2 separate regions of the Mus musculus genome follow, and region 1 is linked to region 2. The links are chromatin contacts, found by Hi-C or POLR2A ChIA-PET in ENCODE. All regions are on one chromosome and are shown on one strand. The core of a region is the stretch at or near the end of the contact, and the rest is flanking DNA. Distances in the headings are between cores, read along the strand shown.

What was found. Hi-C counts contacts between places; a loop is a spot of excess contacts on that map. ChIA-PET counts read pairs that join two places held with the same protein, here RNA polymerase II (POLR2A).
Region 1: a map of heart shows a loop between it and region 2 (6-fold over the local background). The contact joins the promoter of Plekhg1 here to the enhancer-like site in region 2. A Hi-C loop is called at or near these places in 6 of 37 maps with a recorded cell type or tissue (heart and left cerebral cortex). POLR2A ChIA-PET finds 5 or more read pairs at or near these places in 1 of 5 experiments (embryonic stem cell).

What each region holds. Positions count from the first base shown.
Region 1 is chr10:3,736,140-3,742,105 of GRCm38, forward strand. Plekhg1 (pleckstrin homology domain containing, family G (with RhoGef domain) member 1) reads left to right here and starts at 4,238. Exons shown (of 17, transcript NM_001159942.1): 1 at 4,238-4,401. Gm30164 (a long non-coding RNA gene) reads right to left here. Exons shown (of 3, transcript XR_003948984.1): 2 at 2,062-2,179.
Region 2 is chr10:3,695,419-3,700,663 of GRCm38, forward strand. No RefSeq gene overlaps it. Among named protein-coding and RNA genes, the nearest start is that of A330032P22Rik, 20 kb to the right of the region's middle. Within about 2 kb of position 1,750, at least 2 of the 3 ENCODE cell types and tissues checked have a DNase peak (open chromatin) inside an H3K27ac peak, as active enhancers do; they include heart, where a contact is called at or near this core.

The DNA of each region.
Region 1 (5,966 bases), core at 2,988-5,487, 43 kb after region 2:
TTCGGCTCAGCAAGAGTGTAAGAACAACAAACATTTCTTATTTTATCTTTTGCTTTTTGAGGATAATACCGCATGTAAATCTATCCAACCACAGTCTGGAGAGAAGGAAATTCCTTCTGAATCTATCCACCTGAGTGCTACACTCAGTTGACTACCCTGACTGAAGAAGATTTGAACACACTTCATCTTATACACACTTGCGTACATTATTTCCATGAGACTGGTATTAAATACTTTCCTTCTGGCCTTGATGACAAGCTACATAACAAGAGCGACTTACAGAAGGAACTGTTTCTTTTGGCTCACAGTTCAAGGATGCAGTCTTTCATGGCAGGAAAGCCAGGGCTGCAGGAGCTTGGGGAACTTGTGCATGGCATCTGCCCTTCAGAAATGGCGCAAGGGATGCTGGTGCTGAGCTTGCTTTCATTCTTTTAACTCAGTGCAGGCATAAAGCCCATGAAATGGTGCTCACAGCTAGATTGAGATTTTGCACACAATTAACTATATCTAGATAATCCCCCACCTACATACCCTCCTAGCTGGTTTTTGACCATATGAAGTTGACACTATTAGCCACCACAGTACACATTCCTAAAGTGTCACCATAGGACACTTACCTTAAACATTTACATGGCTGGCCAAGGTACTCAGGAATGTACTTATCTTTGAGCTAGCAACATTCTCACCTCAGCCTTCCTACTGCTGGAACTACAGGTGCTATGAGTTTTAGAGAATTTTTATCTTTATTTTTTTTACAAAAGGGTTTTTAAGCCTCACAAATCTAAATTTGAAATTAAAATAGCTTTTACCATTAAAAAAAAAAAGGGCTTTCTCTGAGGTGTTCCATCTATATTCCAGTAGGCATGGTTTTTCTATCTTGCAAAATCATACATTCAATGCAGTCATTGTAAACACCATAAAAGTGAGTTGCAGGACAGCCAGGGCTATACAGAGAAACCCTGTCTTGGAAGAAAAAAAAAAAGTTATCATCCTAAGTCATAAAATTAAAGCATAGCATGCTGGAGCCATTAAACCCGGCGAAGTGTGCAAACATCAAGCCCCTCCTGGGCCTGGATGGGATAATCTACAGCAGATGCCATGCTGGCTGCCACCCCTCAGAACAGCTGAGTTAGTTGGTGAACTGGGAACCACATGCAGAGCTGTGTTTGCATTCTGCTAGAGCCAGTTAGCAGCGTCTGGCCACACCAGCAAGCTCCAGAAACTTCCTCAGAGATCTGCCACTTCATGGATTACACTGTCTGTGCCTTAATAGTTCTGTCTGAGGAATAAGTAAGATGCTACTGGAGACAGTTAATAATCTCAGAAAGCAAACATGTTTCTTCTGCAAACATCTAATTGACAGACCCGGTCTTCCTTGAGAGGGAACAAGGTATAATTTGAACATAGACCAGGCCTGGGCCTGTCACCCTCAGATCCTTCTTGCTCTTCTCTTTCTGCTGCCCTCTGTATCTGTGGGGGTTAGGGAGCATGCACATGTGTGTGTGTTTGTGTGCAAGTTTTCCTGTAGGTGTGTGCATGTGTATACCTGCATATGGAAGAAGGAGGTCAATGATGGGTGATTTCCTCAATCACTCTCCACCGTATTTTGGAAGCATAGTTATTGAACTCGTAACTCACAAATTCAGCTAAACTGGCTGTCCAGTGAGCTCTAGGAATCCTCCTGTCTCCACCTCCCTAACACCAGGTTTACAGATACATGTCGCCATGCCCAACCCTTTTGGGGGTTCTGGGGATCAGAACTCAGGTCTACATGCTTGCACAGCGAGTACTTTCCCTACTGAACCATTTCGCCAGACCTCCTTCCTTCTTTTCTCTTACTCAGTTTCCTCTGATGTGGGGCAATGGACTGCAGACTGTACCCCAAGTTCTCTTGTCGGTAGGGATCAGTCAAGGAGGACATTGGCTTAGAGAAAGCCAGTAAATGTCTCCTTTCTGCCAGGTTCTGTGGCTCAGACCTACAAGGGCCTGAGAGGAAAGAACCAGAGAGAGTGGGGAACCCCAGCTTTGCTCACTTCTTCTCCAAGTACCCCCAATACTCACCAAATGGCTTCTCTGAGTCCTGGGTCTTTATAGAATGATCAGTGACAACTCGCAGGCTTGATGTGGAATAGTCTTCATGAATCCTAGACAGGTATACTCTAAAACTCCAAGTCAGTACCTGAAGTCAACCATACACAATATAACATTTGCCATTCATACTTACCTACCGATGAGAGAGGATGATTTATAAAGTAAGTATATTAAGAAAATAGTGAGGGCCATTAATAAGATTAATTGTTATATATATATATATATATATATATATATATATATATATATATATTAGCTGGGCAGTGGTGGCGCATGCCTTTAATCCCAGCACTTGGGAGGCAGAGGCAGGAGGATTTCTGAGTTCAAGTTCAGCCTGTTCTACAGAGTGAGCTCCAGGATAGCCAGGGATACACAGAGAAACCCTGTTTCGAAAAACAATATATATATATATATATATATATTCAATTAACTGTTCTAACAATACAGTGAAATAAAAGGCCTATGTATCCTTACTCTTGGACACTTGGACATCAGGACCATCAATAAGTAAAGTAGGGATCACTGAAACACAAGCACTGTGATACCACGGCAATTGATCTGAAGAGTGAGACAGCTACTAGTGAGTTGTAGTGTATACAGTATATTTGTGCTGGCTTGTTTTATATCAATTTAACATAAGCTAGAGTCATAGGAGAGGAGGGAGTCTCAACTGAGAAAATGCCTCCACAGGATACAGCTTTAGGCAAGCCTGTAGGGCATTTTCTTCATTAGTGATCCATGCAGGAGGGCCTAGCCCATCATGGGAGGGTCACTCCTGGCCTGGTGGTCCTGGGTGCTGTAAGAAAGCAGATTGAGCAAGCTAGTAAGCAGTCCTCCATGGCCTCTGCATTAGCAGGTGACTCCAGGTTTCTGCCCCGCTTGAGTTCCTGCCTTGACTTCCTCCAATGTTGAATAGTGATGTGGACGTGAAAGCCAAGGGTTTCCCTGCCCTCTTGGCTTTTAGTTATGGTGTTTCATCACAGCAGTAGTAACTATATGTTGGACAAAAGAATGACTTGCATACCAGGGGGAAGCAGGCAGGACGGCCAGAGTTCATTATGCTACTCAGAATGTGGACACATTGAAAGGTGAATTGTTTGTTTATTAAAAAAGCAAAACAAGCAAAAAACAAAAAACCCTCTCACCCAGTACCATAAAACTTTATAATATGTGGTGTACTACAGGGAGATGAAGTTCTTAGAATCAAGCAGAGTGCGTGGCTGTGTCTTACTACGCCTGGTGAAACACAGGCATATCTGACACACCTGTTTGAAAGGTGCCAAGTGCTACCAAGAATGTCACCAAAAAGGCACCTGTGATAGAGGTCCTATTTTTTATTGTCCTACCTTATGGGTGCCTTTAAACATCTGGCTGTCGCAAAGGTCTCTGCCTCCTTTTCCACTTTTGCTTTCTCTAATCAAAGGTCATCCAGTATGTTCACTGGGGTGGTGGGGGTGCTGATGCCTGAACCCAGTAAGCACCCTTCTCCCATTTCCTAGTGTTGTGACATCATAAGCTACAGTGTGAAATTCGAGTTTGGATGCAAAGAAACGGTGTTGGATCCGATTTCAGAACACTCTGGGAAGTGGCCATGTCCAAGGCTTAGCTGTACCCCAACAGCCCAGAGAAGAGAAGAAAAAAGAAAGCGATGTGGCTGTTAACACAGTAGCAGGGAGTTTTTTTTTTTTTTTAAAGAAGAGAGAAGAGAGAAAAGAAAAACAAAAAGAAAAAGAGGGAAAGGAAAACGGAAAGAGAAGAAAAGGAGAAAAGAGAAGAAAAGGAAAGAGAAGAGAAGAGAAGAGAAGAGAAGAGAAGAGAAGAGAAAAAAGAAGAGAAGAGAAGAGAAGAGAAGAGAAGAGAAGAGAAGAGAAAAGAAAAGAAAAGAAAAGAAAAGAAAAGAAAAGAAAAGAAAAGAAAAAAGAAAAGAGACAAAAACTTTCCCCCCAGAGGCTGTAATTTGACTGCTGTCTTTGGCAAAGCTCCAGAGAGCAAGCTTAATCTCTTTCTGAGCTGCCTCCTCCTCTCTGCCTCTTTCCTCCCGCAGGGCCCCGTGGAGGCGGGCGGGGACCGCAACCCGCTGCAGCGGACCGAGGAGCGGGGCGGGGCGGGACACGCCGGGAGCAGAGTGGGAAAGAGGAAGTGGAGCCAGGCGAGCTGCAGGGCTCGGGGCCGCCGGAGCCGGCGCTGGAGCGCAGCGCACCGCGGAGCCAGCGCTCGGGAGCCGCCCCTCTCCCGTAAGCTCCGCCGAGACTATTCCAGGGACCAGACAAGGGAAGCCGGGGACCTCGGCCACGCGCCCCGAATCTGCAGGTGGGAAGAGCGGGATCGCAGTGCCTGGCCCTGGGCGGGGGGGGGGGGGGGGGGGGGGGGGGGGGGCGGGGCGGGGGGTGTCTCTGAGCGCTGCTCCTGGGAGGGGACTGATGGGGTCGTTGGCAGTCGACTGATGGGGTCGACTCAGGCAGGACCTGCTAGCCCGGCGCTCCCGCCCCTTGCTGCAGCCACCCGGGTTGCAGTTTGCAGCTCCGCGAAGTTTGCTCAAGCGCGCCGTGTGCCACCCGCGCCCCCAAGTCAAGCGGAACTATCCCCAAATAGGACAGTCTGGACAACACCCCAACAGCGGTGCGGGCGCGATGGCGGGGAGTGCTGTGTGCTCCAGCTAGGAGCAGTCCTGCGTGGGGCAGAAACTCGCGTGGGCGCCCCCAAATCAGCAAGTCAGCGCTTTATAGGAGTGACCCGGGAGTCTAGAAGCTGTGCCCCATCCGTCACCCGGACACACGGTAATACCTAGCTGGCTACGACTGTGTGGACTGTTGGCCAGAGGAAAAGGTTGTTGGGGGGCGGGCAGCAGGCCCCGGGGTGACTGCTAGAGCAGACCCCCTCTTTGTGTCCCCCATGGAGTCTCAGAGCTCTACAGTCCAGGACGCCCAGTGAGGAGAGGGTGGTTGGCTTCCTCAGTTTCACAATGTTCCTGAGAAACAATGATGTAGCTGATTGCTTGGATGTGTTGTATGAAGTTGGTATGTGTAAAGCTGACTGTGTGTGCAACCCTGGAATTTCATTAAGCTCTGGCGGCTCTTGGCGCTCTCTTTGTACCACCTTCAGGTGGCCAGAGCTTACTGCACCTATTTTGACAGCGATTTTATCTTCTCAGGAAACCCAGTCACCTCGGGAGGGTTGTTTTGGGGATTAGGGGCACTCTGGATACAAACTGAATACACATTGGATACAAAACCAGTAGGATGCCTTAAGTCTGGGTCAGATTTAACGTTTAATTGAATTCCAGGCTTAGATTGCGTTAAAACCTGTGGTCAGCCTGTTTGAATTCTCAGTTTCTGGAGTTCGCATACTTTCAAAGAATAGATGAGTTTTGGTTTTTGTTGTTGTTGTTAAACTGATGTTTTTTTTGTTTTTTTTTTTTGTTTTGTTTTGTTTTTAAAGTGTATCCAAGTCTATCGTGTCAGAGATCTAAAACCTCTCAACTTTAGCCTTACACTGTGTGGGACGTGAGGAAAAGCAATCCTGGTAGCTTGTACTTCCTCACTGTTAAAGCAGTGTATATGAACCACATAGTTTTAATTGGTTTTACCCCTTTCAGTCCAGGGTATTTATTTATTCTACAGTAGTTAACACTTCTATACAAAAGTGATGGGCTAGTGTTTGACCCTTTAACATCTTTGAGTCTGGCTTCCTGATTCCTGACTTAGCTTTTTGTCTCTTGGAATTGCACCCCGTCTAAGCCGTTAAAACCGACCAGGAAGAAACTTTCTTTTCCAGAGTTCACTGACCTCCCTGGCTTCCTCCGCAAGTGGGACCCCACCAGTAATCCTTGTGTGACCTTCCTTCCATTTCCCTTGCATGACAGATTCCCCCCAAAG
Region 2 (5,245 bases), core at 500-2,999:
AAAAAGAGCACAGTTCTATTTATAACCAACTCAATGGCCCTGGCATAGAAAATGCTTAGTAACAGAATAAGGATACAACGGGTTGGTGTCCTTGGATAGGGTCACAGGGCTCTTATCCAGCCTACATCCTGGTCAATGTTTTTATCAATAACTTCAATGACAGCATAGACATCATGCTGGCTGAACAGGCTCTTGGATCGTGGATCTGCAGCTGCTGCTCTTTGATGACCAAAACCATCCCATGCTCTTATTTGGGTTAATAATAGCATGGCCTGGCGGGCCCATCGAGTTTCTGCTCAGCCCAAGGGATGTGCCAGGCAGGCTGCCTACATTACTGCCATAACTACAAAGACTCAGTGTATTCTCTATCGTGATTGAAAAAAATCTGTGCTCAGCATGCTTAGGAAGATTGAAAGGACTCCACAGCCAAGGAGGATGGAAGAACCAATATTTGATGTACTGAGTGCATAGGCTTATAAGACCAGCACTTGAGAGGCTGAAGCAGGAGGTTTTGAAAGTTTAAGGCTACCATTGAGGGACTCATAGCAACCTCATGTTCCAACCAAAAGAAAGCTGCATAAATTTTGTATTTGCCTTTAATAGTCAAGTCACTGTGCTGTACAATGGAGGGAAAATGTCTCTAGCACAATTTCTGGCACTTAGATGCAGAAATATTTGTGGAAAGAGGGAAAAAAAGAGAGAGAGAAGGGAGGGAGGGGCAGATCTGCTTTAATCTGTGTTGGTAATCATGACCAGTGAAGGACATCTGAAGATATTCCGTTTGGCACATGAAGACACCCTGGTCCTCTCCAAATGCTTCAAGGACTGTGTGTAATAAGCATCAAACAGATTTCAATTCAGTGGGAGCTGGAACTTTCTAAAGTAATGAGTACTGTCTGTGCATGCAGGAGGCTGACTTCTGGGCTCACATCATGTCCCTGGGAGTCTTTTAGGCTGTATCAGATCACAGCTCACTGGAGGCAACAGAGAGGAGACCGAGGAAGGACGGGAGAGGCAGAATATGGGAGCCTTTCCTTTGGAAAACTGTCCCAGCAGCATCTCAGAGGCTTTAGACTGAACTTGACAATGTACTGGGAAGCTGAGGTTGGTGGAGTGGGATTGGTGGCTCTATTTTATTAAAGACTACCCCTTTCTATTTCCTATGTAAAAGAATGAGGATCCAATAGATATGCCTTACATTATGCCAAATGCCAGTAAAAGAGTGTTTCATTCTCCGAAGCAACAAGCTAAACAAGCTCAAGCAAGCTTGGGGGGTGGGGGTGGGGGGCGGCTGGGAGAAAACCCTCGAAAGTCCAGCAGGCACTTCTAAAGGACAGAATGAACTTTGTCTGCTGCTGCGAGGCTGAGCCAGATCAGTGAGGGAATGGAAAAAGCGCCCCAACACGAATGTTTATCACCCACACCATCTTGAACGGTTCACAGACGCACATATACAGACTTTCTTACTGGGGTACTTGTGGTGAGGAACTTGAGCTGTATAAAGTATTGTGGGCTTTTTTTTGCTTTCCTTTTAATCTTCAAGGCGATAAACCAGGAAAAGCTTTAGACATCCTCCCAGGAACTGGAATACTAACAATGAAAGCTCACCGAGAGTGCGGGCTGCTTGGTGGTTTCCTAACATTCTCTTTATGCTGCTTCCAGCCCAGGGTCCCTGCCAGATGCAGAACACTTCCCTCATGGCAGCACAAATAGTTTCCATTTCCCAGTTCAGAGCCAGCATCCAAAAGATCCTCTCATTTGAAACTGAATGAAACAAAAGATGGCCCAGAACCCAACTGTAGCCAGGAAACAGAGGAGCCCATGCCAGAAAACCCTGCAGTGTCCCAGAAATCTCCAGGGCCAGAGGGAGGATACACTGCCTATTCTAGGCAAGTAACCATCTTAGAGGATGGTGTTCCAGCTGTTAACCTATCTCAAATGCCTTCAGGGCTTGAGATTCTGTGTAGACACTTGATACTCTTAAGAGAGTGCCCTAGCCTTCTGACTTCTCATTCATCTTTTCAGGACTTCATTAATTCACCCCCTCAGGCACCTGGGTCTTTTTTTTTTATTGCCTTCTTTAATGGTTTTCAACACCGTCCATATATGCATCTTGATCCACTTCATATTGCTATTTCAAAATGTCTAAGGTTTAGCAACTTATAGAAAAAAAGGAACTTTACTTGGTTCCTGATTCTGATGAATCGAGAGTCCCCAAAATGTGATTCTGATACCCTGGCAAATGGTCTGGTTTTGACACAATGTGATGGAGAAGTGCCAAGGGAAATGACCACATGCACAAGGGACAGGCATGTAGGGTGGCCCCATTTCATAACTGCTCTCACGAGAGCTAAGCCATTTTCGCAAGCCCTGATCTATTTCCACAACATAGCACCAATGCACTCACGAGGGCAGAGCCCCTAAGACCCAGTTACCTCTTACTAGGCTTCAACTCTCTCTTTTAGCAAATACATAATTTTGTCCATTATAACCATAATCAAGTTCAGGGGGAGAAAATGTTTTCATATACATCTTCACATTATTTTTATTCCTTATTTGAGAATTTTATGTGAATGATGTATTTGTATCATGTCCACCCCTCCCACCCACTCTCTCCAAATCTCCCCAGGCCCGCCCAACATGTCCCCATACCAACTCTCATCTTCTATATTTTTGAATAACCCCAAAAGCCCAACTAGTGCTGTTCTTGTGTGCATGGGTGGGGCATCTATTGAAGCATGGGCAACCTACCAGTGGTCACATCCTCACAGGAAAGAAAAATGCCTCTCTCTTCAACAGCAGCCATCAACATTTAATAGCTCCTTAGCTAGGAGGGGGAACGAGCCCTCCCGCATTCTGCTGGACTAACTTGATCTAGTGCAGCCCTTACATGAGTAACCACAGCTCCTGTGTGTTCTTAAGAACAGGGTCTCTGTCAGGGTCAGAAGATGACATTCTCTTCTCCCCATCTTCCAGCTCTTATGTTCTTCCCACCCCACTCTTCTGTAATGTCCCCTGTGCCCTGCCTGGGGTTGGAGTTGATCTAGACATCTAGACACTCACAGTCTCTTGTCCCCTGCATTTTTGATCAGCTATTAATCTCTGTGTTGATTGATGCCCACTGCAAAAAGAAGCTTTCCTTTAGTAACTGCTTGTTTCTTTTGTCAAAAGATGAAGGTAAAGTTCAGAGACATGAATCCTGAATTTTAAAAATTATTTTATTTCCAGGATATGTCTATGAAGCAATAGAAATTAATTTTCTCAGTGGGGTCCAGTGTGGTTGGCCCTTTAAGGGCCTTCTTCCTGCAGACATCTGCTTTCTCACTGTGCCCTCAGAGGGTGAAGACAGAAAACAGGACTCTTCTGTGACGTCTAAGGGCATTAATGTTATCCAGTCACAGGTCTCCATCCTTGTGACATCATCTAACCTTTATTATTATAGCAAAGACCCTGTCACCAAATACAATCACATGGGAGAGTAGGTCTTTAACATGAAGATTTTTAGATTAGACATAAAATATTCAGTTCATAATTACTCTCCCTTTAGTTCTCTGCATGTGTCTGTATATGTGTGCATGTGTGTGTGTGTGCACACACATGCACCTGTGTGCACATGCCCCTGTGTATGTAATATCATCAGTTAGAAATACCAAATAACAGGGGCTGTGGAAACTTCAGTGAGTCAAGTGTTTACTTTGTAAACATAAAGACCTAAGTTCAGTACCCACGTGAAAAAAATAAAGAAGGCAGAAGATAGCCCAGGCTTGTAATAAAGCACTGGAGAGCTAGAGACAGGCAGATCTCTGGGGCTCACTTGCTGATGAGCCAGTGACCTTAGCCTACTTAGTGAGTTCTAGGCTTGTGAGAGATCCTGCTGTACACATACCGTAAATCAACATCCCATGAGGTTGTCCTCTGACCTCTACACCCCTCCCCACAAATTCTGGTACCTACCACAGGTGGATAGCTGGATACACTCGCAGGCATCCATGTGCACTTACACACACCAAAACCCCATGAGGTCATCGCTGGGACTCACAAGAGCTTTTGCTTTACTTGAGTCCCTGCTGTCTGTCTCTCTGGTCTGAGATGAGGAGATAAATGAGCTGCTCTGCCACCATAAATCCCCAACACACTATTTGATATGCTTCCTCAGCCTTAATGCTATGCTTTATAATATTGATAGCAAGTGGGCTTTATTTCATTTAATAATATCTTCTGAAAACAATTCAAAAGATATGAATATCTTCCTATCTTGTTCCAAGCAAAGGTGTTGGACATAGCCTACCAAAATGCAGATGGGACAACAAATTTTAAATTAAACTACAGAAGGAAAAAGATATCAGGAAAGAAGATAAAGTCACAAAGAAGGATAAAACATGAAAAATTGACAGAAATACCAAAGCAATTACCAGCGAAAAAGACCAGTTTAGAAGCTGAGCTCCCTAGCAGCAAAAGCAAATTAGGAAAGTAGCCTTATACACTAATGATTTCTAGCAAAAGCATGTTCTTGAATGGGAGGGAGAGGGAAGGAACATAGCTGGCATCTTTTAAGGAGATTATGATCCTAATTAAACGCAGTCCAGCCACAGGATACTGAAACTACAGCTATGACTAATCCCAATATTTTCTTATCATCTTTTTTCCTTTTTGGCATATAGTTGGGGCTCTAGAGTGTTTGTACTCAAAACAACAGCCTAGAGTCCATCTCTAGAGACCTATAAGGAGTTACACACAAATCTATGTTTTCCATGAGCCCAGCCTGGTGTAACAAGTTAATTCTGGTGGTCCACAAATCACCCCCTTTAAAAGATCACACCAAAGTATGGCTGTAAGAATTCTGTCAGGAGAAATGTTCAAACAAAATGCACTAATCCCATTCCCATAGTACACACACACACACACACACACACACACACACACACACACAGCTCAGCACAGAAATCTAACTTAAAGCGGTGCCACTCCCTGGCTAAGCCTCCAATATAAACAGGCTGTAAAATGCATCCATAGGAAGCTACACAAGTTGATTTTTCTATACGTGGGTATTGGAGAGAAGCCAAGTAAACTCCCCATCATCTTTTACATGAACTGCACTTGAGTTATTGATTTTTTTTTTCAAACTCAAACACAGAACTTTACATTGATTCTTGTTTCCATCCGGTGTGCCATCTGATTGGTTGGCCCGTGTCCATGAAGCTAGCTAGCCCCATTTGACCTATGCTCTCAACAGCTGAATTCATAA